2 separate regions of the Homo sapiens genome follow, and region 1 is linked to region 2. Evidence: chromatin loops called from intact Hi-C (ENCODE). Cell type or tissue: Calu3. All regions are shown on one strand. Links, peaks and the distances in the headings refer to the core of each region. The heading gives the core; the rest is flanking DNA.

What was found. Hi-C counts contacts between places; a loop is a spot of excess contacts. Peaks named below come from ENCODE experiments on the same cell type or tissue, not always from the same donor. Only the 100,000 strongest peaks of a DNase experiment are listed, where the experiment ranks them.
Region 1: it touches region 2 in a loop (2.8-fold over the local background); 9 of 110 quality-filtered maps call a loop at or near these places.

What each region holds. Positions count from the first base shown.
Region 1 is chr4:122,298,053-122,313,608 of GRCh38, reverse strand. It overlaps BLTP1 (bridge-like lipid transfer protein family member 1), which reads right to left. Exons shown (of 88, transcript NM_001384125.1): 55 at 12,212-12,309; 56 at 8,626-8,811; 57 at 7,564-7,732; 58 at 5,449-5,660; 59 at 4,145-4,343. Among named protein-coding and RNA genes, the nearest start is that of ADAD1, 73 kb to the left of the region's middle. RefSeq lists an enhancer at 7,298-7,828. In Calu3, for the core only: no CTCF peak of the experiment used is centred there; no DNase peak of the experiment used is centred there.
Region 2 is chr4:122,451,872-122,467,312 of GRCh38, reverse strand. It overlaps IL2 (interleukin 2), which reads left to right and starts at 10,588. Exons shown (of 4, transcript NM_000586.4): 1 at 10,588-11,019; 2 at 11,110-11,169; 3 at 13,460-13,603. The coding sequence starts at 10,873. RefSeq lists an enhancer at 8,543-8,602. In Calu3, for the core only: no CTCF peak of the experiment used is centred there; no DNase peak of the experiment used is centred there.

The sequences.
Region 1 (15,556 bases), core at 4,283-12,282, 150 kb after region 2:
AAAATAGTTTTCAATAAAAATACATTTGTGACTATATATTGTACTCTTTAATTTTTCACACAAGATTATTGTCTAAATACAAAGAGGATTACTATCCTTCCTAGATTTTAGTTCTTAATCTTTGGAATGAAAGGGCTATCTTAATGACTCATAAGATCGATTCTTATTGTGAAATAAAATATTTCACAATATTTTATTCTATGATTTAAATAATTTAACTGCAGTTTTAGCTTTACTTTCTGCATGTGATTTCCTTATTTGAGTGACAACACCTGGCCAACTCTGACACTCTAGATGGCTTATCTACTAATATCCAGGATGCTGTGACAATTTGTTATCATAAATGAATGGCACTTTGAGAATGCAAATGACTTAAAATAGAATTTTGGTAACTAAGAGCTGCCACATTAGGTCAGACACATGATTCATCAGTCTTACCTTCTCTTTTGACATGGAACATTTTATGAGAAAAAAAATGGCTGAAGGCTATGATGTCAATCTCAAGATCATGGACCTATCTCCAGAATATATCTACTTTAACTTTGAAACATTTACTACCAACTGGCTTTAATCTGGTAACTTCAGCTTCAAAAAAGATGTTAATTAAATTCAACAATTTTACATAGTAAAAGTTGAAACAACTTTTAAACAAAGTAAACTCTAAACATAGAATTAAGACCTTCCTCAGTCATCCTTAGAAGAAACTAAATATCAATTTAAACTCCAGAGTACATATATCTTTAATGTCCTTTTGTAATTCACTCTGAGAATCCTAAATTGGTATTCAAATGTTACTTAAATTTGAGCTTACTATTCATATTTTAGGTAATTTGGTATTACATTTCTGTCTTTGAAAAATTTCAAAAGGGAAAAATCTTTCCAACTTAGAAATATTACAACTTAGTTTGTGAGAGAGGATCTACTTGTTATTATGTTTTTTTAAAGACTGCCAATAAGTTTAACATCTAAATTATACCTTTGAACTGTATAGTACCTGTGTCTCACATACAAATTCTAATTAAGAAATAACTAGATTTGATTTTGGAGTATCACCCAATTCACCTTTGTAGTCATGGTTACAAATCTGAACAATAAGACCCACATTACCCTTTCAAATCCAAGAATGCTAGAATGAAAAGAAAACCCTTTGAAATCTGAATAACATAACTGAGGCCAAGTGAAAGGAAGAATTAGTAAATAAAAAGGGAGAAGAAAACTTTTAGGATTTCCTATCCCAAGGAGTAGTAGAGAATTTTTAAAAATTAAGCTTAAAGGCTAGGTGTGGTGGCTCACACCTATAATCCCAGTGCTTTGGGAGGTCAAAGCCACAAGATCACTTGAGGCTAGGAGTTCATGACCAGCCTGGGCAACATAGTGAGACTCCATCTATACAGGAAATTTAAAAATTAGCCAGGTATGGCGGCATGTGCCTGTGGTCCCAGCTACTTGGGGGGCTGAGGCGGGAGGATTGCTTGAGCTCAGTAGTTCAAGGCTGCAGTGAGCTATGATGGCACCACTGCACTCCAGCCTAGGTAACAGAGCAAGATTCTGTCTCTAAAAAGCAACAAAAACATTAAGCTTAAAAGATGAATATATAAACTCATAGAATATAGAGCCACGATGAATTAATAAGGAATATTACGATTTTTAGATGTAGATCTGAATCCTGAAAATGAGGACTAAGAAATCAACTAGTCTCTTCCCCATAATACCTGTGGTTTCTGTATCACAGACAGAATGATGACTTGGAGCAACCATTAGGCTGAATGCAGGATGGTAATTTTTCTGCTCTGATGACCAAAGGCTACCTAGGTTTTACAGAGAGCTTGCAGACATCTAAACTTCTGATGGTTTATTTTGTCTGAATACACATTCATGATATTGTCCTAATATTTACTATCTACTTAAATCGTTCTTTGAACTCTTCCTATAGACTGTCCTTGTTAATTTCTAATGCATTTCTCAATAAACATTATCACCTAGAGAAGAAATTTTACTGGGTCACTTTTTTTTTAGAGTATGTTTTAAAAATGACCTGTTAAAAAAATTCTAAGGCATAATCCTAACATTCCTTATTTCTCTGCCCTATACACATCACCTTTGTTCAAAAATATTGAGGTATACTTATTACTAATAAAAACTATAAGCTAGTAAACTAATTTGTCCATTTTATCATTTGGAAGTTTTATAAATATGTCAGTTACATAACTACTCTGCTTATCTCCTTCTGGCCCCCTCCCAAGAAACCCAAACAATAAGCATGTTACAGAAGCATGTCAGTTAGTCCCCTCTAAAACCCAAAATAAATTATTCTGAGTATCATGATTACCAGCATGTTAGTGTTCTGTATTAACAGAATATATACTGAGGTGCTAAATTATTTGTTCATTTTTTAATGCATGTTTCTGATTCTGAGTCAGAGCGTATTTCTCATTTTATATCTTATGCATTTGCCCTTTAAGATAAACTGTTAAGGAAATGGTTTACTTCCTTTTTTTCCAAATATATTCTACTTATTTTAATAAATACAATGATGGTAAAGCTGTCACCTTAATAAAAATCACTAAGTTTAAATTTATTTTTGTCTTTTATTAAAAAAACAAAAGATATGTTTTAGTGATTTTTAAAAAGCCATGTATAACTATTGTGTAAAATAATAAATCTATAAAGATTTCTGTTGTAGGCTGATACTGGTCTTTTGGATAATAGGCATGAGTATTTCCATATCAAGTCTTCTCAGTAACCTGAAGTATTTCAAATAAGTACTGGTATTTTACCTATAATTATCTAAATGCAAAGTATTTGATGGGGTTTAGTACACACTGCCTTCTAAAATGGCACCTTGTCATATGGAAGGTATTTTAAACTGAAGCAATTTGAGAAGCAGCAGATGCAGGAAGGACTTTGACTTTCTTCTGAAGTAGGTCATATGAACCACATGTGAGAGATGCCCTTCCTATACCCAGAGGAAAGGAGCATCCTCATCTCCAAAGTGGAGGGACACTGAGATGAATCTGAACAAACAGACCTTGGTTAGTTTCCCCCAGTTTACTACGCTTAACTCATACCCCTTTTTATTTTCTCACATTGCTCTACAACTCTCTACTCTTCATCAAACCTAGCATAAAAATACTCAGGTTTAACCATTTCTTTGGATCTTCATTTCCTTATGAAGGCTCCATGTCACAAAAAAACCTCATATTAAATAAACCTGTATGCTTTTCTCTCATTAATTGGTCTTTTATTACACAAGCCCCCCAGCAAATAGCCTAAAAGGGTAGTAGGAAAAGATATTTTTCCTTCCCTACACATTAAAACCAAGACTTTTTCATTTTGAATGCTAAAACTTCAATTTTTGTAAAAATAATAGAAATTTTCTCATTCCTCAAAGAAAATGGGAAGTAGAAAGATTTCCCTCTAGTGGAGAGAGGAAAAAATTACATAAACAATGGGCTACCGCTTTCTAAAAAGTAAGTAATTTAGTTTACAAGATTGAGGAATTTTAGTTCATAACCTTTTAACTCCTTATTTATAATTTTTCTTTATTATTAAGATTAATGATGCTTTACCAACTCTGCTATAATATTTAAAATATAAAAATATATACAAATAAATTCCGTATCTTCAATACGGCCTATAAACACAGCTTTAGTTATACCCAACCTTGAATATTATGGAATTGCAGGAATTCATGTTACACTCTGCACTCCTACAAATTTGAACATGTGGATTTATTCACGTCAATATTAATTAAGGCTGGCGTTCCTGGTCCTGGCTATTTACAACCTGTTCTGTGTTTTATGGTGAGTTGGATATTGCACATTTATCATTTTTTTTCAAGATTCCGACAGGTCAAAAATGCTTTATCTGGTCAAACATGGATCAATTACAGGAAAAATCAGGGACTGTGTAAACATTCAAATGTTATAGTACCAAAAAGAATGCCTGGTTGGTTTACTTACCAAAACTACTCAATGCTGTAGTTTTTCACGAATATGGTTTGTTACCTGTAACTAGAAATAGCCCTTCTTTCTCAAAGTCTAAAAACATTTGCTATATCTAAGCATCTTTTAATTTCACAAATGGAGACTTAATGTTTTATTTTTTAAGTTCTAAACTGTATATAGAAATAAAAGATACTCACAGGCATTCATCACTAAATCCCCATGAATTTCTGGTTTCCAGTCATCCCATGATGTCTCAAATCCATCAGCAAAACGGATACAAAAGTTTTTGAAATGCCCTTTGCTAACCAGAGACTCTGAAGAGCATGCAGTGATGAGAGTACTTTCAATGGTTAATACCAAAGCAGAACCAGTGTCAAGGTCTCCAGTATGATTAGACTGCAAAATATATTAAAGAAGAAATAAGACAAAAGGTGACAATTTTTTAAACTTAGAAATCCTCACAGGATTCATAGGAATAGAAATCTAGAAACGGTCAAGCCTAGATATGTTCATTAAAGAGCAGCTTAGAAAGATGCCTTTTAAAAATTAAATTGCTTAAGTGCAATGTACTTGCCATGTGCATTTTTTTTCTTACTTAACATACAAAGGGCTATCTACATTTCTATCTCAAGCCTCTCTTTTAGTTGTGGGGAGATGATCTCACTATGCCACCCACCTGTGGTGTTTATGGCCTTCCTAGGCAGTGCCCATTATGCTATTAAAAAACTACTATATTTCAGTTCCTGAAACACAAACATACCAATGCCACCCATCCTCAACCTGAAGTTTTTCTTAACACTGTCTTACCGAACAGAATCCTAAAAGATAAATTAATTCAACAACTGGTTACAAGTTATTAAGGTAAATTGTAACAGTAAAATATAGATCTCTATATGCTATTGTTAATAACTGTTGCTTCTTGGCCTGACAGGTGTTCATAGCCTTTTCTCTCTCTCATACACACATGTGCATGCAGTTACATATTCCTGAAAATTGGTCTTAAGTTGCAAAGAGAAAATTCCTGGTTTATGTGCACACTGCTTTGAAGTTTCATTACCATTAAATATTACAGTATAAAAGCATTTTGGAATTCCCTATTCTATTACAGGTTAAGTTCATTAAACAGTATTCTTAAATGTCCTTTTATTTCCATCTTATAAACAAGTCCATACCAATGACTTCCTTGTTAAAAAAGAAAACAATAAAATGATTCTGAAACTAAGCTTCTTTTTATGAAGGTAAAAATTAAGAGTTATCTGGGGGGTATCAATCTTATCACTATTCTGAAGCATATAAGAGTGCTTCAGAGAAAAGTCCCATGAGATTAAGATTTAATACATTGAGATGAGTAATGGTTGAAGGAATTCAATCTTACTTGCTACCTACTAAACAGTTATAAACTGTTACACTGAAAAATGTACTGTTATATTCTAAATACTTAGAAATGGTTATGTAGAAATGCCTGGCTCTTAATCCTGGAATATGACTTGACTTTTTGTACCTGTGCAGTATTTGTGATAGGTAGGCAAATTCCCAGATCATTGACAGTGAGCTGGAGAAAAAGAGTCCCAAAGGCCTGGGCTGATGTTTGCTGGATACCAGGTAGCATATCTACTACTTCCTTTGTAGCCATATGAATATCCTTATGTAAAGCCATTCGTTGTTCATTCCAGTTGTCATAGGCGGCCTTATAATTCAGCCAAAACAGCACAGCTTTTGATAATTAAGACAGGGCAGAAAGAAAATTAAAATCAACACTGTAAATCTATATGTTAAGTAAAACTCAAAAGCTGCAAAATCCTGTTGCTTAATAAAAATTACACCCAGAAAACTGTAGCATTAGAATTAGGAAAGATCTAAGAGGACATATAGTCACCATTTTTTAAATAACAAATGAAAAAATAAAACAGAAAGCAGGCAACCACATAATGGCACAAGGAAGAAGAAAATCCAGGTCTGTTCATTCCCTCTAACTTATTTGTGAAATGCCTATTATATGTTAGATACTGGGATGGAATAACAAATGAAAACAGACATGGTGCTTAACTTCATCTGTAGAGCTGTTACTTCTTTTAAAATTCTTTAAGGTACATAATGCTAGGAACATACCATTAAAAGGATCTGATTTACAGAGAAAAGTCAAAGATGTTTGAGTTTGTTAAACAGAAACAAACCTTAAGGAAAACCTTCATTTCACAGCAGTGTATAGATGGAGGGGCCTCTAAAAAGGACATAAAGATGGAGAGGCCAGAGAAGTAGGAGGAAAAGCAAATGCAGGTTGAGCATCCCTAATCCGAAATCCAAAATCCCAAAACTTTCTGAATGTTGATATGATGCTACAAGTGGAAAATTCCACATCTGAACTCATGTGAGACTGCAGCCAAAATGCTGTCAAAACTTTGTTTCATGCACAAAATTATTTAAAATATTTTATAAAATTATCTTCAGGCTATGTGTATATGGTGTATATGAAACATAAATAAATTTCATGTTTAAACTTGGGTCCCAGCCCCAAGATATCTCATTATGTATACACAAATATACCAAAATCTGAAAAAATCCAAAATCTGAAACACTTCCTGTCCCAATTACTTTGGAAAACCAGTACTCAACCTGTTTTGTGTCAAGGACACCAAGGGTACAAAATACTTTAAGAAGCTGATGAAAGCTGATGAGAGGTCAGTAAAATGAGAACTGAAAAACATGTACATGGGATTCAGCAAAATAAAATGCTATCTGTAACACTGCCAAAAGGGCAATTTTCTAACAGGATTCTGTTACTAGCCTATGTCCATCACTGATGAAGATCTTAAATGGCTTCTTAAATGGCTCCTCATTACTTCTAAAATACAGTTCAAATATATTTGCCCAATCCACATTAATTAGACCTTGTCTACCTGTTCAGCCTTCTTTCCCATTATTTTCTTCTATGAAACCTACTGCTATATTTTCTTAGACTTATGTGTTTAAACACATTCATTCTTATTCTCTCTTACTCAATGTTTATTTCGTTCTTATTGTATGCCAGGGACTGTTCTAGGCCCTGGGATATAAAAGTAAATTTCATTTCCTTATCTCCCTGGTGAACTCCTAATTCAAAGTCAAATCAAGAATTAGTTTCTCCTCTAAGAAGCATAGGCAAAGGTAGAGAATTCCTCAGAACCAAGAACACATCTCTGACTCCACTGTGTAGTCTACTTTGTTTTCTTTTCCACTGGACTGACAGGTCCTTGAGGGCAGGGATACTGTTGTTTATTTTTGTATTCCACTTCTAGGCAGTACCTGATAAATGTTTATAGAATATAAAAATAAACACAGTGCCAAAACACAAATGGGTGCATTAATTATCAAAACAAAAAAAATCAGCATTACAATTACATAATCTGAAGCAGACACTCTTATGTTATCCAGCCAGAAGACAAAATAACTTTAAAATGTAAAATAACTTTTAAAAACTGAAGGCAAAAAGCAAGATTTTTTTTTTGGATACACACATTTCAGATTTAGGAACCATTTAGCTGTCAAGCATTTACACCAGTAAACTACAAGATTCTTATCTAGCATTAACAAAGCATTCCTAGATCCCAGAGGATAGTAGTGATTGACTTTATCTTACCTCTATCAAAGGCCACAGGCTGTGCATAAACAATTGGTCTATTCAAAGTAATAAGCACAGCTTCCCTATCTGAAGAACCACTGATTTCTTCTCGGAGGGCATTTCTTAATCCAATTCTGGTTTTAAAATAGGCAACTTGATGAAAATCAGAACCAGCTTCCTCATAAACCTAAAATAAAATTTAAAGCTCAATAAAATAAAATAATGGAAAAAGTTTTAATATGAAACTAAACATTATTAATGGTATTGTTCACCAAAAAAACTATAATACATTTTTCTCAAATTCAGCTGTTAATGTATATTCCTTATACTCTGTACCATAAACACTTGAAATTAATATACAAAATAGCCATGCAAGAAGTAAATATGAAGTCATAGATAAACTTTATATAAAAGTTAGGATGAGGTCCATATTCTAAATGGCAATGTATTAAATATTTCAGAATAATTAGAACCTCTAAGAGATGACAAGAAATTTTTGTTCATTTTTTCCTCGTATCTTTAATGCAGCGATTCAGTTTTGAAACTGTGACTGGCATTTTTCTACTTGGTTCTTCAAAGAGGAAAAAAGATTAAAATCTACATAATAATTTTTGGCAAAATAAAAACAAAAAAAATCTCCAATAAGCTGTGAACATTCATTTTTATAAAATAGAGAATCTAACTGCTGTTTTTTAACTTTATTTAACATTACTATATGCAGAACTTGCTAATATTCTACAGGAAAGGTATACACTTAACATTTTAAGAACTGAGTAATGTTAGCACAAGACTTTGAAATAAAAAATGTTTAGCAAAATAAAAAAAATTACAAGCAAATGATTACGAAGATACTGGATTAAGTTTTATGTGAGTGCATCTGCACTAAACTATAACAATATGCGGCTACAATTTTCAATGAAATGCCAAGGTAAATGAGTTTTCACTGAATTTATAATCAGAAACTTTAGGAAATTAAACTAAATATTTTTGTAAATATAATAATACATAAGTTACAGTAGTTAAAATTGATGTGCAAAATTTAAAAGCCATCGTTCTAACATCAACATATTCTGTACTCACCTGATGTTTGACAATTTGTCCTAATGCCAGATTTAAATCCACCTGGCATTTGCCAAACAGTTTCAGATAGCTGCTACTTCCTGGTGAAGCTTTGGTTTGAAGTCGGTTAGAAAGTTCCAGTTCAATCAATCCAGTTTCAAATCTTACAGCTCTCATTGATGGAGTAGTGGCCGTTACTTGAATACCCTAGCAGATTATATGTTAGGAGGAAAAAAATGAATCTTAAATCAACAACATATACCTACTCAAATGTAGTCTTTCAGTATATGATAAATAAAATAGTCGTGTTTTAAACCATGAACAGGCATACCTTGGAGATAATATGGGTTTGGTTCCAGACCATTGTAATAAAGTGGGTCACACAAATTTTTTTGTTTTCCAGTGCATATAAAAGGTTATACTACAGTCCATTAAATGTGTAATACCATTATGTCTAAAAAACATTGTACATGCCTTAATTTAAAAAATACTTTGGCTGGGCGTGGTGGCTCACGCCTGTAATCTCACCACATTGGGAGGCTGAGGCAGGCAGATCACTTGAGGTCATGAGGTCGAGACCACCCTGGCCAACATGGTGAAACCCTATCTCTACTAAAAATACAAAATTAGATGGGCATGGTGGTGTGTGCCTGTAATCCCAGCTACTCAGTAGGCTGAGGCAGGAGAATAGCTTGAACCAGGGAGTCGGAGGTTGCAGTGAGCCGAGATCATGCAACTGCACTCCAGCCTGAGACAGAGCAAGACTCTGTCTCAAAAACAAAACAAAACTTTATTGCTAAAAAATGCCAACAATCATCTGAGCTTTTAGTGGGTTGTAATCTTTTTGCTAGTGGAGGGTCTTGCCTTGATGTTGATGGCTGCTGACTGATCATGGTAGTGGTTGTTGAAGTCTGGGGTGACTGTGGCAGTTTCTTCAAATAAAATGACAATGAGGTTTGTGTCACTGATTGACTCTTCCTTTCATGAAAGACTTCTCTGTAGCATATGATGCTGTTTGATAGCATTTTACCCACAGCAGAACCTCTTCCAAAGTTACAGTCAATCCTTTCCATACCTTGCCACTGCTTCATCAACTAAGTTTATGGAACATTCTAAATCCTTTGTCATTTCAACAGTGTTTACAGCATCTTCACCAGGAGTAGATTCTATCTGAAGATAGAATTTCTTTGCTCATTCATAAGAAGGAACTCTTCACCCATTCAAGTTTTATCATAAGATTGCAGCAATTCAGTCCCATCTTCACGCTCCACATTTAATTCTAGTTCCCTTGCTATTTCCACCCTGTCTGCATTTACTTCCTCTACTGAAGTGTCTTGAGTCCCTCAAAGTAATCCATGAGAGTTGGAACCGACTTCTTCCAAAGTCCTAGTAATGTTGATATTAGCACCTCCTCTCATGAATCAAAGTGTTCTCTCTTCCAGAAGGTTTTCAATTTACTTTGCCCAGATCCATCTGAGGAATCACTATCTATGAAAACTGTAGCCTTACAAAATGTATTTCTTAAATCATACACTTGAAAGTTGAAATTACTCAATTCATGAGCTGCAGAAGAAATGTGTTAGGCATAAAAACGTTAATTTCCTTGTAAATTTTCACCAGAGCTCTTAGGTGACCAGGTGCATTGTCAGTGAGCAGTAATATTTTTAAAGGACTCTTTGTTCTGAGCAGTAGACCCATAGCGGGCTTAAAATATTCAGTGAACCATGTTGTAAAAAGATGTGCTGTCATCAAGACTTTGTTGTTCCACTGATAGAGCATAGGCAGAGATTTAGCGTAATTCTTAAAGGCCCTAGGATTTTCAGAATGGTAAATGAGCACTGGCTTCCACTTAAAGTCACCAGCTGCATTTGACCCTAACAAGAGTCAGCCTGTCCTTTGAAGCCAGGCATTGATTTCTCTCTAGCTGTGAAAGTCCTAGCTAGCATCTTTTTCCCATAGAAGGCTACATGGAAAAATCTGTCGTTTAGCGTAACCACCTTCATCAATTATTCTAGCTTGATCCTCAGTTTGCACTTTTATGTTATGAAGACAGGTTCTTTCCTTAAACATTATGAACCAATCTCTGCTAGCTTCCAAGTTTTCTTTTGCAGCTTCCTCACCTCTCCCAGCCTTCATAGAATTGAAGAAAATTAGGGCATTGCTCTGGATTAGGCTTTAGCTTAGGGGAATGTTGTGGCTGGTCTATCCACACCATTCAAACTTTCTCCATATCTGCAATAAGGCTGTTTGGCTTTCTTATCATTCCTGTGTTCACTGGAGTAGCACTTTTAATTTCGTTTAAGAACTTCACCTTTGCATTCACAACTTGGCTAACTGGCGCAAGAGACCTAGCTTTCAGCCTGTCTTGGCTTTTGACATATCTTCCTCACCAAGCTTAATCGTTTCTAGCTTTTGATTGAAAGTGAGAGATGTGCAACAACATTTAACGATTTAGTTTGCTATCCTACATTGGTGCAGCTCCTGGCGCCCCTAAACAATTCCCGCAGCAACATCAAAGATTTCTGATCACAGAGCATTATAACAGACATATAATACTAATGAAAAAGTTTGAAATATTGTGAGAATTAGTAAAATATGACACACAGAAAGTGAATATATGCTATTGGAAAAATGGCACCTTCAATTCATAAAAAAACCTCAATACCTGTGAAACACAATAAAGCGAAGTGCAATAAAACAAGGTATGCCTGTATAGGATATGTCTAATGAACTGATAAAACTGGCAACGTTAATTTCTCGTGTTAGTAGCAATTTTTTCCCATTATGTTTCATTTTGATATTTTATATTTAAAATTTAGTATTCAATGGATTGAATACATTAAATACAATTAAATAACTTTTATGAACACCAGTATCTTAAATATTGGAAATATTAAGTTTTCTATTAAAATAATATAGTCTTTGTTTGTTTTTTAAGACAGGTCTCACTCTGTTGCCCAGGCTCAAATGCAGTGGCACAACCACAGCTCACTGTAGCCTTGAACTTCCAGACTGAAGCAATCCTCCTGCTTTAGCCTCCGAAGTAACTGAGACTACAGGTGTGTGCCACCCACCTGGCTAATTTTTTTGTTTTTTCAAATTTTTTGTAGAGACAAAGTCTCGCTATGTTGCCAGAGCTAGTCTCAAACTCCTGGGCTCAAGCAATCCTCCTGCATCAGCCTTCTAAAAGTAATATAGTTAACTGGAAAAGTGCATAAAATATTTCTTGCAGAGTAAATTATAACAGCAGTACTTGAAGAAAAACAAAATGTTCGTCAGAAGGGAGTGGCTGAATAAATTGTTACAACTGTACAACATACAATACAGATGTTCAAGAAGATAAAACTAATCTAAATATTCTAATATGGAAAGGTATCCAATTATTTTTCAAATGTATAAATATATGCATATATAAAAATACTAACAGGAAAAAAGTCCTAAAGAATATTCAAATAATTATTGTTAAAGCTTTTTCTCTGAGTAGATGGAGTTATAGATCATTTTTATTTTCTGTTTGGTAATTTATGTAAGATACAAATTTTCTATAACAAGCATATATTAATTGATTAGAAAAATTTTTATAAAAGTATCATTATATTTATGTTACCTTGAACTGCAAGTTTAGGGAATAGAGGAGAATTTTAGGTTTATCTCCATCTGCTGTTCCATCATGTTCGTTCCAGAGAGGAATAGGCTGCTCCCCACCTAAAGGAAAGAAGAGTTCGGGACAATTTTTTTTTTTAAAGAAAAAAAATAACTATTTTGTGCATTAAAAAAAAATCCTCACAAAATATTTTCTTTTTACTGACCACTGATACAGAGATCTTTAGCTAAGTTACATTTAACTGAGACAGATATATGAAAGATAGGGATAATTCTGCATATGTAGACATTTATTAATAACATTTTATATTCAATTAAAACACTGTATATATTATTGAACCAAAACATGTGTTTATACATCTCAGAAAACACATTTGAGGGAAAAAAGTAAACTGGACTAATTTCTTCAACTAATAATGTGAATTCTGTTGCAGAGCCCCTGGTGGTGAAGTTACTATTAAGAGAGCATTTTTTTTTTTTTTTGCCTGGGCAATGTGGCATACAGAAAATAATGTTCTAATATCTTAATATCTTACTTCTGTTTCCACTTCTCTTTCCATTGATTTGAAAACATTCTGCCTGCCTATCTTTCAAATATTCTTTCTTACAATGATTAATCTTTTTGTACATATGTTGAGTTGATCATCATCCCAGGGAGTCTGTATAGGTGGGATGGAATGTTTTCTTCCCCTATTAGGGACCACAGATATTATCAAAATAACTAAGAACCAAATAGATAAAAAGCAGATTTTGTTTGTTTTGAAGGAGAAATTAATCTTTTTTGGGCTTTTGAAATTTAGGGGTCAAAAATCTATTTAGTTAGTACTATGATAAAAATATTTTTTAGTTTTCTACTAGAACAGAAAATAGGAAGAAAATAGAGGCAACAGTCAACAGAAGGTACATCCAAGATAAGACCAAGAAAAGAGAGACAAGGACATAACTTGGCCCCCCAAAAAAGACCTTTGTACATAAAGATGAATAAATACACCAGAAAGGGAATGAAAGAATGATATGGATGAAGAGATGGAAAGTAAAGTATTAAGGATTTGTGGATTGGTTATACCAGAACATATTAATTAACATATATTTGGGCCAGGCACGGTGGCTCATGCCTTAATCCCAGCACTTTGGGAGGCTAAGATGGGTGGATGACCTGAGGTCAGGAGTTCGGGACTAGCCTGGCCAACATGGAGAAACCCCATCTCTACTAAAAATAAAAAAAATTAGCTGGGTGTGCTGGTGGGCACCTGTAATCCCAGCTACTCGAGAGGCTGTGGCAGGAGAATCACTTGAACCCAGGAGGAGGCAGAAGTTGCAGTGAGCCGAGATGGCACCACTACATTCCAGCCTGGATGACAGAGACTGACTCAAAAACAAAATAAAAAAATATATATTTGTATTTTGGAAGAATAAACTATATGTGTCTTTGTAGATTATATGTGTCTTTGTACACTTAGTGCCTGCCTGTACGCTTGTACCTTTCCTCTCTGAGCTATCCTTCTCTAAAATATACAGCATACAGATTACATTTTCTTTTCTTCAACTTATAATTAAGTACTTCTCTCTGCCTCCTAACTCAAATCTACAATCATCCCTTACCTAAGCCTCATCATTGATAACCCTACCTACAGCCATATACATACATACATATATGTATGTGTGTATTTGTGTGTATATAATATCACCCCCCCAACCCAGCTATCAACTACCTCTTCCCATCCCTGTTGTCTCTATCTTCCATCTACTACCAGGAAAGCTTCCACTGTCTTACATTATGCTTTTCATTTCCCTGATTCTCTAACTTCATTTGCATATGGCTTTTTGTTGCCATTATTATTTGGAAATCTCAAATTCATTCATTCCTTTGATCCAGCAGCAGATGGTGTTTAGCTTACTTTTCAATGCTATTTCCAAAACATTAAACTACTACTGTCTCTGCTTTTCATCATTTGAATTCCAAACCACAGCCCTCTTACACATCCCTGTTCCTTGAGCTCACTTTCCTTAAATGACTTTATCCCCTCACTTACATTCTGTTCTTATTTATTTTTTACTCCTAAGTAGTTATGTGTAAATTCTAATACCTAATATTTGCTTACTGAGTGCATATATTTATCAATTCTAATACCTAATATTTGAGTGCTTACTGAGTGCCAAGTGCTCTTCTAAGTTCTTTATCACATTTTGTTTATTCAAACTCTTTCTGATACACCCTTATCAGCATTTGGTCCTTCCTTCCTACATGATGTTTGCCAAAAAATACACATTTCTGTATATTAATTTATCTACACAGCAATTTCCCTAATTAAATAATTCTTAAGGGGAAGGGCCATATATATGTGGATCCTAGCAAGCAGTACCTTAGCTGACCCTCAGTCTTTTCCTGAACGCAAGTATAAAGCACCTGTGTTGCTTGGTGATCCAACTCTTCATCTTCTGTCATTTCTCCAACACACTCCTCACAACAATTACTGCAAGTCTTTATAATTTTCCTCATACTCCCACAATTCTTATCTCATTCTCAGCAAATAAATGTGTCTTTCAGTCCCAGTTTCTTGCTATTTTCTTTCATCAAACTGTCCCTCTCTTGAAAGGCGCTCAATCATCAAAAAGTAGAACTTACTCAAGTATCAGTTCGAATCATTCCTATGCCTCAATACATCCTCTATTTATACTACTTAACTTCTTCATTCATCAAAAATTCATTTAAATCTTTTTATTATTATATGTTTAAATACCTAATGTTCCAAACAGAAGTAAGTAAAATTTTTACCCACATATCTTTGTAATTTGCTTATCACCTAGTTTGGGGTCATATGTTTTTAAAGTTCTGAATAAGTAACTATGGAATGGATTATAGAATCTTCTTTTATATTTTCTAAGATACGGTTGCAATTTCTACTCTGAAATACAGAATGAGTTATGTTATAGAGAGGAAAATATTACATGAAATAATGTCTACATTTTGAGGATTTGTTAGAATACTGCCACAAAAAATTGTTTATGACTCTATGTATATCTTGACACTTTCTAACAGGATGGGTGAAATTAAGCTAAGAGAGTTCTTAGTTTCTCTTGGCTCTATAGGCAAGAGCATGGTGCAGGTTATTTAGGAATCATCATGAGATACAACAAACACAACACAATAGGTGATCAAATAAAAACTACATGATTCTGATTTTGAAAGTTAGCTGTCTTATCTATTTATTCAATTAAATAATAAATAGTATTTTATCTAAGTAATAAGAATCAAAACAAATCTGAAGAAAATATGAATCTACTATTATGATCTATCTATGTATCTAATATTGGCTACTCTTGTCTTTTCTTTTTCTTCAACCTTTTA
Region 2 (15,441 bases), core at 7,442-15,441:
AGCCTGATACAGGTCAAGGATAGAGAAGAGAATTAAGAATGAGGTGCATATTCACACACTTAAAAATATTATATGAGGCAAACGACTCTAAAATTAGCCACCTATGTAACAACTTCTAGAAGCTCTACCAGTAAAAAATGCACAGTTACCATGAGGCGATGGAAAGCTTTCCCTCTCTTCCCAGTAACGAGAACTACAGATGTATCTCATTTGCAGAGGCTGGCCCCTCCCCTTATATCCATGAGTTACATGAGTAGGTCCTGTAGATGTGCTGATTTGCTTGACTTCCTCCTATTCTCTAGCATTATTGTTTTCTATAGCAAATCGTTCACCCTTGATCTGCAGAAGTGTGAAATGAAATATGTTAACGATGGTTATCTCTAGCTGATTAGATTACAGTTGATCTTTGTTTTTCAATTTTTTTTAGATTCTGTGTACCACCCAAATTTTCTATAATGAATATGTATTATTTTCTAACTAGAAAATGTTATAAATTTTAAAATATAAAAAAATCAGATCAGAATCTTTAAAATATGTATACTATTTAGGAATGATGAACAATGGACTCTCTGTCAATGGTATACCCAAAGCCACTACAGGAGAAAAGAACAAACTGTTGACAGATAACTTAGAAATAAGATAGGAAACACAATTAGATGTAGATAAGCTTAAATGACTGTAAATAACTTTATTTTCACAAAATTTTAATAAAAGCATTTATCTTGGCAGAGGAGAAAGCTAATATTTATCTGTAAGTTGGAAGGCTTAATTCTTAATGTATGAAGAAAAAAAGTTCTGCCCATATGAAACACATGTTTCTTTCCTTAACTATTTTGTGGTAAATTAAAAGATGTGAAATGAGATAAACAGATGTGAAAGTGCTTTATAAACTTGAAGCACTTTGCAAATCCATTACCGTTACTGTCAGAAGACTATCATATTCTACCTCTAGTAACTGCTGTGTGACTTGTCATATTTACACAAAAAGTAAATTTCCAAAGGTTTTGAAGATTTTCCTCTTCTCATCACATTTAAGTAGTAAGGTATCTCTTGGCTGCCAATGCAGACAATTGCCTAGTGTGATATTTCCATGTTAGCCTAAGAAACACTGCACTCTGAAAAGCACAGTGCAGCTTTAATCCACAGTGGATACAATCATCGCCTAACTTTAGATATGGGAGAAATGTTGGAAAACATCAAGTGTGCTGGTGTTTTTAAAAGACTCCAGAAAGAGATTCAAAAACATGAGCAAAGCTCAGCATTTGTAGCTCCTGTGTGAATTCAGCTGCTCCAAGTTCTTAGAAATCCTAAGGCTTGGGGGGTGGAGCCAAGATGGCCGAATAGGAACAGCTCCAGTCTACAGCTCCCAGCATGAGCGACGCAGAAGACGGATGATTTCTGCATTTCCAACTGAGGTACCGGGTTCATCTCACTGGGGAGTGTCGGACAGTGGGTACAGGACAGTGGGTGCAGTGCACCAAGCCTGAGCCAAAGCAGGGCGAGGCATCACCTCACCAGGGAAGTGAAAGGGGTTAGGGAATTCCCTTTTCCTAGTCAAAGAAAGGGGTGACAGACAGCACCTGGAAAATCGTGTCACTCCCACCCTAATACTGCGCTTTTCCAATGGTCTTAGCAAACAGCACACCACCAAGAGATTATATCCAGCACCTGGCTCAGAGGGTCCTATGCCCACGGAGCCTCACTCACTGCTAGCACAGCAGTCTGAGATCAAACTGCAAGGTGGCAGCGAGGCTGGGAGAGGGGTGCGCACCATTGCCGAGGCTTGAGTAGGTAAACAAAGCAGCTGGGAAGCTCGAACTGGGTGGAGCCCACTGCAGCTCAAGGAGGCCTGCCTGCCTCTGTAGACTCCACCTCCGGGGGCAGGGCATAGCCAAACAAAAGGCAGCAGAAACCTCTGCAGACTTAAATGTCCCTGTCTGACAGCTTGGAAGAGAGTAGTGGTTCTCCCAGCATGCAGCTTGAGATCTGAGAATGGACAGACTGCCTCCTCAAGTGGGTCCCTGACCCCCGAGTAACCTAACTGGGAGGCACCCCCAAGTAGGGGCAGACTGACACCTCACATGGCTGGGTACTCCTCTGAGAAAAAACTTCCAGAGGAACGATCAGGCAGCAACATTTGCTGTTCACCAATATCCACTGTTCTGCAGCCTCCGCTGCTAATACCCAGGCAAATAGGGTCTGGAGTGGACCTCCAGCAAGCTCCAACAGACCTACAGCTGAGGGTCCTGACTGTTAGAAGGAAAACTAACAAACAGAAAGGACATCCACACCAAAACCCTATCTGTACGGCACCATCATCAAAGACCAAAGGTAGATAAAACCACAAAGATGGGGAAAAAAACACAGCAGAAAAACTGGTAACTCTAAAAATTAGAGCGCTTCTCCTCCTCCAAAGGAACGCAGCTCCTCACCAGCAATGGAACCAAGCTGGACGGAGAATGACTTTGACGAGTTGAGAGAAGAAGGCTTCAGATGATCAAACTACTCTGAGCTAAAGGAGGAAGTTCGAACCCACGGCAAAGAAGTTAAAAACCTTGAAAAAAATTAGATGAATGGCTAACTAGAATAACCAATGCAGAGAAGTCCTTAAAGGACCTGATGGAGCTGAAAACCATGGCACAAGAACTACATGACAAATGCACAAGCCTCAGTAGCTGATTCGATCAACTGGAAGAAAGGGTATCAGTGATGGAAGATCAAATGAATGAAATGAAGCAAGAAGAGAAGTTTAGAGAAAAAAGAAAAAAAAGAAATGAACAAAGCCTCCAAGAAATATGGGACTATGTGAAAAGACCAAATCTACGTCTGATTGGTGTACCTGAAAGTGATGGGGAGAATGGAACCAAGCTGGAAAACACTCTGCAGGATATTATCCAAGAGAACTTCCCCAATCTAGCAAGGCAGGCTGACATTCAAATTCAGGAAATACAGAGAACGCCACAAATATAATCCTCGAGAAGAGCAACTCCAAGACACATAATTGTTAGATTCACTAAAGTTGAAATGAAGGAAAAAATGTTAAGGGCAGCCAGAGAGAAAGGTCAGCTTACCCACAAAGGAAAGCCCATCAGATTAACAGCTGATCTCTCGGCAGAAACTCTACAAGCCAGAAGAGAGTGGGGGCCAATATTCAACATTCTTAAAGAAAAGAATTTTCAACCCAGAATTTCATATCCAGCCAAACTATGCTTCATAAGTGAAGGAGAAATAAAATATAGACAAGTGAACGCTGAAAGATTTTGTCACCACCAGGCCTGCCCTACAAGAGCTCCTGAAGGAAGCGCTAAACATGGAAAGGAACAACCGGTACCAGCCACTGCAAAAACATGCCAAATTGTAAACACCATTGAGGCCAGGAAGAAACTGCATCAACTAACGAGCAAAATAACCAGCTAACATCATCATGACAGGATCAAATTCACACATAACAATATTAACCTTAAATGTAAATAGGCTAAATGCTCCAATTAAAAGACACAGACTGGCAAACTGGATAAAGAGTCAAGACCCATCAGTGTGCTGTATTCAGGAAACCCATCTCACGTGCAGAGACACACATAGGCTCAAAATAAAGGGATGGAGGAAGATCTACCAAGCAAATGGAAAACAAAAAAAGGCAGGGGTTGCAATCCTAGTCTCTGATAAAACAGACTTTAAACCAACAAAGATCAAAAGAGACACAGAAGGCCATTACATAATGGTAAAGGGATCAATTCAACAAGAAGAGTTAACTATCCTAAATATATATGCACCCAATACAGGAGCACCTAGATTCATAAAGCAAGTCCTTAGAGACCTACAAAGAGACTTAGACTCCCACACAATAATAATGGGAGACTTTAACACCCCACTGTCAACATTAGACAGATCAATGAGACAGAAAATTAACAAGGATATCCAGGAATTGAACTCAACTCTGCACCAAGCGGACCTAATAGACATCTACAGAACTCTCCACCCCAAATCAACAGAATATACATTCTTTTCGGCACCACACCACACCGATTCCAAAATTGAACACATAGTTGGAAGTAAAGCACTCCTCAGCAAATGTAAAAGAACAGAAAGTACAACAAACTGTCTCTCAGACCACAGTGCAATCAAACTAAAACTCAGGATTAAGAAACTCACTCAAAACCGCTCAACTACATGGAAACTGAACAACCTGCTCCTGAATGACTACTGGGTACATAACGAAATGAAGGCAGAAGTAAAGATGTTCTTTGAAACCAACGAGAACAAAGACACAACATACCAGAATCTCTGGGACACATTCAAAGCAGTGTGTAGAGGAAAATTTATAGCACTAAATGCCCACAAGAGAAAGCAGGAAAGATCTAAAATTGACAGCCTAACATCACAATTAAAAGAACTAGAGAAACAAGAGCAAACACATTCAAAAGCTAGCAGAAGGCAAGAAATAACTACAATCAGAGCAGAACTGAAGGAGATAGAGACATACAAAAAACCCTTCAAAAAATCAATGAATCCAGGAGCTGGTTTTTTGAAAAGATCAACAAAATTGATAGACCACTAGCAAAACTAATACAGAAGAGAGAAGAATCAAATAGACACAATAAAAAATGATAAACGGGATATCACCACTGATCCCACAGAAATACAAACTACCATCAAAGAATACTATAAACACCTCTATGCAAATAAACTAGAAAATCTAGAAGAAATGGATAAATTCCTCGACACATACACCCTCCCAAGACTAAACCAGGAAGAAGCTGAATCTCTGAATAGACCAATAACAGGCTCTGAAATTGAGGCAACAATTAACACCTTACCAACCAATAAAAGTCCAGGACCAGATGGATTCACAGCCAAATTCTACCAGAGGTACAAGGAGGAGCTGGTACGATTCCTTCTGAAACTATTCCAATCAATAGAAAAAGAGGGAATCCTCCCTAACTCATTTTATGAGGCCAGCATCATCCTGATACCAAAGCCTGGCAGAGACACAACAAAAAAAGAGAATTTCAGACCAATATCCCTGATGAACATCGATGCAAAAATCTTTAATAAAATACTGGCAAACTGAATCCAGCAGCACACCACAAAGCTTATCCACCATGATCAAGCTGGCTTCATTCCTGGGATGCAAGGCTGGTTCAACATACGAAAATCAATAAATGTAATCCAGCATATAAACAGAACCAACAACAAAAAACACATGATTATCTCAACAGATGCAGAAAAGGCCTTTGACAAAATTCAACAGCCCTTCATGCTAAAAACTCTCAATAAATTAGGTACTGATGGGACGTATCTCAAAATAATAAGCGCTATCTATGACCAACCCACAGCCAATATCATACTGGATGGGCAAAAACTGGAAGCATTCCCTTTGAAAACTGGCACAAGACAGGGATGCCCTCTCTCACCACTCCTATTCAACACAGTGTTCGAAGTTCTGGCAGGGCAATCAGGCAGGAGAAAGAAATAAAGGGTATTCAATTAGGAAAAGAGGAGGTCAAATTGTCCCTGTTTGCAGATGACATGATTGTATATATAGAAAACCCCATTGTCTCAGCCCAAAATCTCCTTAAGCTGATAAGCAACTTCAGCAAAGTCTCAGGATACAAAATCAATGTGCAAAAATCACAAGCATTCTTATACACCAATAACAGACAAACAGAGAGCCAAATCATGAGTGAACTCCCATTCACAATTGCTTCAAAGAGAATAAAATACCTAGGAATCCAACTCACAAGGGATGTGAAGGACCTCTTCAAGGAGAACTATAAACCACTGCTCAATGAAATGAGAGGATACAGATAAATGGAAGAACATTCCATGCTCATGGGTAGGAAGAATCAATATCGTGAAAATGGCCATACTGCCCAAGGTAATTTATAGATTCAATGCCATCCCCATCAAGCTACCAATGACTTTCTTCACAGAATTGGAAAAAACTACTTTAAAGTTCATATGGAACCAAAAAAGAGCCCGCATTGCCAAGTCAATCCTAAGCCAAAAGAACAAAGCTAGAGGCATCACACTACCTGACTTCAAACTATACTACAAGGCTACAGTAACCAAAACAGCATGGTACTGGTACCAAAGCAGAGATATAGACCAATGGAACAAAACAGTGCCCTCAGAAATAATACTGCATATCTACAACCATCTGATCTTTGACAAACCTGACAAAAACAAGCAATGGGGAAAGGATTCCCTATTTAATAAATGGTGCTGGGAAAACTGGCTAGCCATATGTAGAAAGCTGAAATTGGATCCCTTCCTTACACCTTGTACAAAAATTAATTCAAGATGGATTACAGACTTAAATGTTAGACCTAAAACCATAAAAACCCTAGAAGAAAACCTAGGCAATACCATTCAGGACATAGGCATGGGCAAGAACTTCATGTCTAGAACACCAAAAGTAATGGCAACAAAAGCCAAAATTGACAAATGGGTCTAATTAAACTAAAGAGCTTCTGCACAGCAAAAGAAACTACCATCAGAGTGAAGAGGCAACCTACAGAATGGGAGAAAATTTTTGCAATCTGACAAAAGGGCTAATTTTTGCATCTGACAAAGGGCTAATATCCAGAATCTACAATGAACTCAAACAAATTTACAAGAAAAAAACAAATTTACAAGAAAAAAACAAAATTTACAAGAAAAAAACAAATTTACAAGAAAAAAACAAACAACCCCATCAAAAAGTGGGCAAAGGATAAGAACAGTCACTTCTCAAAAGAAGACATTTATGCAGCCAAAAGACACATGAAAAAATTCTCATCATCACTGGCCATCAGAGAAATGCAAATCAAAACCACAATGAGATACCATCTCACACCAGTTAGAATGGCGATCATTAAAAAGTCAAGAAACAACAGGTGCTGGAGAGGATGTGGAGAAATAGGAACACTTTTACACTGTTAGTGGGACTGTAAACTAGTTCAACATTGTGGAAGTCAGTATGGCGATTCCTCAGGGATCTAGAACTAGAAATACCATTTGACCCAGCCATCCCATTACTGGGTATATACCCAAAGGATTATAAATCATGCTGCTATAAAGACACTTGCACACATATGTTTATTGTGGTACTATTCACAATAGCAAAGACTTGGAACCAACCCAAATGTCCAACAATGATAGACTAGATTAAGAAAATGTGGCACATATACACTATGGAATACTTTGCAGCCATAAAAAAGGATGAGTTCATGTCCTTTGTAGGGACATGGATGAAGCTGGAAACCATCATTCTCAGCAAACTATCGCAAGGATAAAAAACCAAACACCGCATGTTCTCACTCATAGGTGGTAACTGAACAATGAGAACACATGGTCACAGGAAGGGGAACATCACGCACTGGGGCCTGTTGTGGGGTGGGGGGAGTGGGGAGGGATAGCATTAGGAGACATACCTAATGTTAAATGACGATTTAATGGGTGCAGCACACCAACATGGCACATGTATACATATGTAACAAACCCACACGTTGTGCACATGTACTCTAAAACTTAAAGTATAATTAAAATAAATAAATAAAGTAAAAAAGAAATCCTAAGGATACTCAAATTGTTGTTTAGGTGAAGATGGATGATGCCTTCCTTGAATCATCAGCTACCACCGACAGAGTGAAGTGAGATGGAATAGTGGGCACAATCTCATTCATCCTACTCTATGTAGCCTAATGGGTCCAGAATTTATTATCACTATTTTACACTGGAAAAAAGATGAGATTATGAGGGGTCAGGGAGGCTTTGAGTTTTTGCTCTAACTTCACCACTAATTAAGAATGTGATCTTGGGTAAGCCACTTTAACCTCTGTAAATGTCAAATTTCTTATCAGTAAAATGTGACTATACAAGACAATAAATTTGAAAATACTTTGCAAAATTGAAAGTACCATGGAAATAATTCTTCAATCCCAAAAGGTTATGAACATTATTAAAATTTGCCACATGGAAGAGCACACACCACAGAGACATAACTGTGATCATAAACAGATTTACAAAAGTGGTGTTTCATTATGGAGGGCCATAGGGCTGATAAAGACAAATGCATCACCAAGCTATGTCCGAGCTCATTCAGATTTTTACAGGAAACACAGAGCTTCTAGCTGAATTATCTCTGGATGGTGTGGAAATTGTCCAACACGTTCCTAATTTCAAAGAAACAGAACTGAATCTTGAAAACCCAAGAGGCCTTTACAGAAACTGACAAGAGATGAATTAATATAGGTATCAAGCTACAGACCAAATTAAAGTTTTACAAAACTTTGAAAGAGGGTCAGAAAGAAGAAACTTATGGGAAGCAGAGTCCTGGAAAGTCAGCTTTGATGGAGTGACAATATGTGCAACACAGTGAGCAATCTCTTAGGTAGGCAGCTTCAGGGATGGGGGTTGCCCTTTGAAAGGACTTGGGCCACTCTTGAGTCTAAGAGGCTAAGTCACAAACAATGCTAAGCAACTAAAAATAGCTTCTTGTTTAATAGTAAAATTCTGCATAGTAAAAGGAGAAGCAGGGGGTATGACACACGTGGTAGTTAGCAGTCTACTAGTGACTTTACTGCCACAACCAGAAAAGCCAGCTGATGTGTCAGACGTGAGAAAGCGAAAGTATGTCACAGCGAATGTAGCTTTTCCACACGTATTTCAAGAAAGAAATGAAAAAGCCAACTTCTATAATGGTGCCTACTGTGCATTAACAGAGATAAACTAGGGGTCTAAGAACTCAGTTTTCTACAGGGTCCCAGAAGTATAGCCATATATTGCCCCATTCTCTAATGGAAATAGCCAGAGAAATAGAAATATCAAGACTGGAGAACATCAAATACCTCATTGGAAAAGCCCCCACATAGGAAAATGTGTGGGCTTGAATTCTTCCATTCTGGAAGGGTAAAGGCCTGAGTGATGATGCTGGGATTAGACACTGAAACTCTTTAGAGAAGCAAAACAAGTATAATAAAGCTGTACTTTATTATATTAAATAAATAACACACAGACTACCAAATAGCCTGCCCCTTATAACAGCGTTAATGTGATTTTGATCTGAAATGTATAGAGACATTTTGCATTTTTTCGTATAAAAAGTTCATGAGATTTGGCCCTAATCTGACCTTTTCTTCATTTTTTTTTCTACTTGAGGGACTATAATCTTTATTTTTAAATTTGTTTTATATTCTCCGAACATTACCTAACGCATAGAAAACTCTTATTGAACCATTTTTCTCTGTTCTTTGTAAAATATTACATTTGACTGTTCCTTAGACTGCTTTAATCATTCCTGCCTATGCACCCTCCTCAAAATCCAGTTTAAATTAATTGTTCCTTATTCAAGATTCCTTATATCCACCTCCCTTGGGGCAGCAATCACCTATCACCCAGGACTACACTTGTGTATGTACATATCTTCCCTATTACAAATCAGGTTCTTTGAAAAAATACAAATGGTAAGAGAGTGGATTTTTGGAGTCAGAACATTCTCTTTTCAAATCCTTCTTCTGCCCCTTACTGGCAATAAGGGCTGAGTGACCTAGAGCAAATTACTTAACTTCTCTGAGCCTCAGTTTTCTAATCTGCAAAATAGGAGCCATCACTTCACAAGTCTGTAAGACTTATATTAGACTAAGTGCCTGCCTGTACACTGTTCTCTTTTCTCTCTTTCTATATACCTGAAGGCATTATAGGTGCTAGATGTCTGTTTAAAGACCAGACAATATTGTCTTAAAAAAACAAACAAAAACACAGACAATACCATCTTTAAAAAAAAAAAAAAAGTCCAGGTAAGAAATAAATAAGGCCATAGAATGGAAGCTTTACAAGGACTCTCTCTGAGACAGGATCTCCTCAAGTGTCCCCAGGTTAAATTAGAAGTATATATCCGTACAATTGTTCAGCCAGTTTGTGCACTGTACTGAGGATGAATGAACACCTATCCTAAATATCCTAGTCTTCTGACTAAAAACAAGATCATATTTCATAACGATTATTGTTACATTCATAGTGTCCCAGGTGATTTAGAGGATAAATAAAAATCCATTAAAGAGGTAAAGACATAAAAACGAGAAACATGGACTGGTTTACACATAACACATACAAAGTCTATTATAAAACTAGCATCAGTATCCTTGAATGCAAACCTTTTTCTGAGTATTTAACAATCGCACCCTTTAAAAAATGTACAATAGACATTAAGAGACTTAAACAGATATATAATCATTTTAAATTAAAATAGCGTTAAACAGTACCTCAAGCTCAATAAGCATTTTAAGTATTCTAATCTTAGTATTTCTCTAGCTGACATGTAAGAAGCAATCTATCTTATTGTATGCAATTAGCTCATTGTGTGGATAAAAAGGTAAAACCATTCTGAAACAGGAAACCAATACACTTCCTGTTTTATCAACAAATCTAAACATTTATTCTTTTCATCTGTTTACTCTTGCTCTTGTCCACCACAATATGCTATTCACATGTTCAGTGTAGTTTTATGACAAAGAAAATTTTCTGAGTTACTTTTGTATCCCCACCCCCTTAAAGAAAGGAGGAAAAACTGTTTCATACAGAAGGCGTTAATTGCATGAATTAGAGCTATCACCTAAGTGTGGGCTAATGTAACAAAGAGGGATTTCACCTACATCCATTCAGTCAGTCTTTGGGGGTTTAAAGAAATTCCAAAGAGTCATCAGAAGAGGAAAAATGAAGGTAATGTTTTTTCAGACAGGTAAAGTCTTTGAAAATATGTGTAATATGTAAAACATTTTGACACCCCCATAATATTTTTCCAGAATTAACAGTATAAATTGCATCTCTTGTTCAAGAGTTCCCTATCACTCTCTTTAATCACTACTCACAGTAACCTCAACTCCTGCCACAATGTACAGGATGCAACTCCTGTCTTGCATTGCACTAAGTCTTGCACTTGTCACAAACAGTGCACCTACTTCAAGTTCTACAAAGAAAACACAGCTACAACTGGAGCATTTACTGCTGGATTTACAGATGATTTTGAATGGAATTAATGTAAGTATATTTCCTTTCTTACTAAAATTATTACATTTAGTAATCTAGCTGGAGATCATTTCTTAATAACAATGCATTATACTTTCTTAGAATTACAAGAATCCCAAACTCACCAGGATGCTCACATTTAAGTTTTACATGCCCAAGAAGGTAAGTACAATATTTTATGTTCAATTTCTGTTTTAATAAAATTCAAAGTAATATGAAAATTTGCACAGATGGGACTAATAGCAGCTCATCTGAGGTAAAGAGTAACTTTAATTTGTTTTTTTGAAAACCCAAGTTTGATAATGAAGCCTCTATTAAAACAGTTTTACCTATATTTTTAATATATATTTGTGTGTTGGTGGGGGTGGGAAGAAAACATAAAAATAATATTCTCACTTTATCGATAAGACAATTCTAAACAAAAATGTTCATTTATGGTTTCATTTAAAAATGTAAAACTCTAAAATATTTGATTATGTCATTTTAGTATGTAAAATACCAAAATCTATTTCCAAGGAGCCCACTTTTAAAAATCTTTTCTTGTTTTAGGAAAGGTTTCTAAGTGAGAGGCAGCATAACACTAATAGCACAGAGTCTGGGGCCAGATATCTGAAGTGAAATCTCAGCTCTGCCATGTCCTAGCTTTCATGATCTTTGGCAAATTACCTACTCTGTTTGTGATTCAGTTTCATGTCTACTTAAATGAATAACTGTATATACTTAATATGGCTTTGTGAGAATTAGTAAGTAAATGTAAAGCACTCAGAACCGTGTCTGGCATAAGGTAAATACCATACAAGCATTAGCTATTATTAGTAGTATTAAAGATAAAATTTTCACTGAGAAATACAAAGTAAAATTTTGGACTTTATCTTTTTACCAATAGAACTTGAGATTTATAATGCTATATGACTTATTTTCCAAGATTAAAAGCTTCATTAGGTTGTTTTTGGATTCAGATAGAGCATAAGCATAATCATCCAAGCTCCTAGGCTACATTAGGTGTGTAAAGCTACCTAGTAGCTGTGCCAGTTAAGAGAGAATGAACAAAATCTGGTGCCAGAAAGAGCTTGTGCCAGGGTGAATCCAAGCCCAGAAAATAATAGGATTTAAGGGGACACAGATGCAATCCCATTGACTCAAATTCTATTAATTCAAGAGAAATCTGCTTCTAACTACCCTTCTGAAAGATGTAAAGGAGACAGCTTACAGATGTTACTCTAGTTTAATCAGAGCCACATAATGCAACTCCAGCAACATAAAGATACTAGATGCTGTTTTCTGAAGAAAATTTCTCCACATTGTTCATGCCAAAAACTTAAACCCGAATTTGTAGAATTTGTAGTGGTGAATTGAAAGCGCAATAGATGGACATATCAGGGGATTGGTATTGTCTTGACCTACCTTTCCCACTAAAGAGTGTTAGAAAGATGAGATTATGTGCATAATTTAGGGGGTGGTAGAATTCATGGAAATCTAAGTTTGAAACCAAAAGTAATGATAAACTCTATTCATTTGTTCATTTAACCCTCATTGCACATTTACAAAAGATTTTAGAAACTAATAAAAATATTTGATTCCAAGGATGCTATGTTAATGCTATAATGAGAAAGAAATGAAATCTAATTCTGGCTCTACCTACTTATGTGGTCAAATTCTGAGATTTAGTGTGCTTATTTATAAAGTGGAGATGATACTTCACTGCCTACTTCAAAAGATGACTGTGAGAAGTAAATGGGCCTATTTTGGAGAAAATTCTTTTAAATTGTAATATACCATAGAAATATGAAATATTATATATAATATAGAATCAAGAGGCCTGTCCAAAAGTCCTCCCAAAGTATTATAATTTTTTATTTCACTGGGACAAACATTTTTAAAATGCATCTTAATGTAGTGATTGTAGAAAAGTAAAAATTTAAGACATATTTAAAAATGTGTCTTGCTCAAGGCTATATTGAGAGCCACTACTACATGATTATTGTTACCTAGTGTAAAATGTTGGGATTGTGATAGATGGCATCCAAGAGTTCCTTCTCTCTCAACATTCTGTGATTCTTAACTCTTAGACTATCAAATATTATAATCATAGAATGTGATTTTTATGCTTCCACATTCTAACTCATCTGGTTCTAATGATTTTCTATGCAGATTGGAAAAGTAATCAGCCTACATCTGTAATAGGCATTTAGATGCAGAAAGTCTAACATTTTGCAAAGCCAAATTAAGCTAAAACCAGTGAGTCAACTATCACTTAACGCTAGTCATAGGTACTTGAGCCCTAGTTTTTCCAGTTTTATAATGTAAACTCTACTGGTCCATCTTTACAGTGACATTGAGAACAGAGAGAATGGTAAAAACTACATACTGCTACTCCAAATAAAATAAATTGGAAATTAATTTCTGATTCTGACCTCTATGTAAACTGAGCTGATGATAATTATTATTCTAGGCCACAGAACTGAAACATCTTCAGTGTCTAGAAGAAGAACTCAAACCTCTGGAGGAAGTGCTAAATTTAGCTCAAAGCAAAAACTTTCACTTAAGACCCAGGGACTTAATCAGCAATATCAACGTAATAGTTCTGGAACTAAAGGTAAGGCATTACTTTATTTGCTCTCCTGGAAATAAAAAAAAAAAAGTAGGGGGAAAAGTACCACATTTTAAAGTGACATAACATTTTTGGTATTTGTAAAGTACCCATGCATGTAATTAGCCTACATTTTAAGTACACTGTGAACATGAATCATTTCTAATGTTAAATGATTAACTGGGGAGTATAAGCTACTGAGTTTGCACCTACCATCTACTAATGGACAAGCCTCATCCCAAACTCCATCACCTTTCATATTAACACAAAACTGGGAGTGAGAGAAGGTACTGAGTTGAGTTTCACAGAAAGCAGGCAGATTTTACTATATATTTTTCAATTCCTTCAGATCATTTACTGGAATAGCCAATACTGATTACCTGAAAGGCTTTTCAAATGGTGTTTCCTTATCATTTGATGGAAGGACTACCCATAAGAGATTTGTCTTAAAAAAAAAAACTGGAGCCATTAAAATGGCCAGTGGACTAAACAAACAACAATCTTTTTAGAGGCAATCCCCACTTTCAGAATCTTAAGTATTTTTAAATGCACAGGAAGCATAAAATATGCAAGGGACTCAGGTGATGTAAAAGAGATTCACTTTTGTCTTTTTATATCCCGTCTCCTAAGGTATAAAATTCATGAGTTAATAGGTATCCTAAATAAGCAGCATAAGTATAGTAGTAAAAGACATTCCTAAAAGTAACTCCAGTTGTGTCCAAATGAATCACTTATTAGTGGACTGTTTCAGTTGAATTAAAAAAATACATTGAGATCAATGTCATCTAGACATTGACAGATTCAGTTCCTTATCTATGGCAAGAGTTTTACTCTAAAATAATTAACATCAGAAAACTCATTCTTAACTCTTGATACAAATTTAAGACAAAACCATGCAAAAATCTGAAAACTGTGTTTCAAAAGCCAAACACTTTTTAAAATAAAAAAATCCCAAGATATGACAATATTTAAACAATTATGCTTAAGAGGATACAGAACACTGCAACAGTTTTTTAAAAGAGAATACTTATTTAAAGGGAACACTCTATCTCACCTGCTTTTGTTCCCAGGGTAGGAATCACTTCAAATTTGAAAAGCTCTCTTTTAAATCTCACTATATATCAAAATATTTCCTCCTTAGCTTATCAACTAGAGGAAGCGTTTAAATAGCTCCTTTCAGCAGAGAAGCCTAATTTCTAAAAAGCCAGTCCACAGAACAAAATTTCTAATGTTTAAACTTTTAAAAGTTGGCAAATTCACCTGCATTGATACTATGATGGGGTAGGGATAGGTGTAAGTATTTATGAAGATGTTCTTCACACAAATTTATCCCAAACAGAAGCATGTCCTAGCTTACTCTAGTGTAGTTCTGTTCTGCTTTGGGGAAAATATAAGGAGATTCACTTAAGTAGAAAAATAGGAGACTCTAATCAAGATTTAGAAAAGAAGAAAGTATAATGTGCATATCAATTCATACATTTAACTTACACAAATATAGGTGTACATTCAGAGGAAAAGCGATCAAGTTTATTTCACATCCAGCATTTAATATTTGTCTAGATCTATTTTTATTTAAATCTTTATTTGCACCCAATTTAGGGAAAAAATTTTTGTGTTCATTGACTGAATTAACAAATGAGGAAAATCTCAGCTTCTGTGTTACTATCATTTGGTATCATAACAAAATATGTAATTTTGGCATTCATTTTGATCATTTCAAGAAAATGTGAATAATTAATATGTTTGGTAAGCTTGAAAATAAAGGCAACAGGCCTATAAGACTTCAATTGGGAATAACTGTATATAAGGTAAACTACTCTGTACTTTAAAAAATTAACATTTTT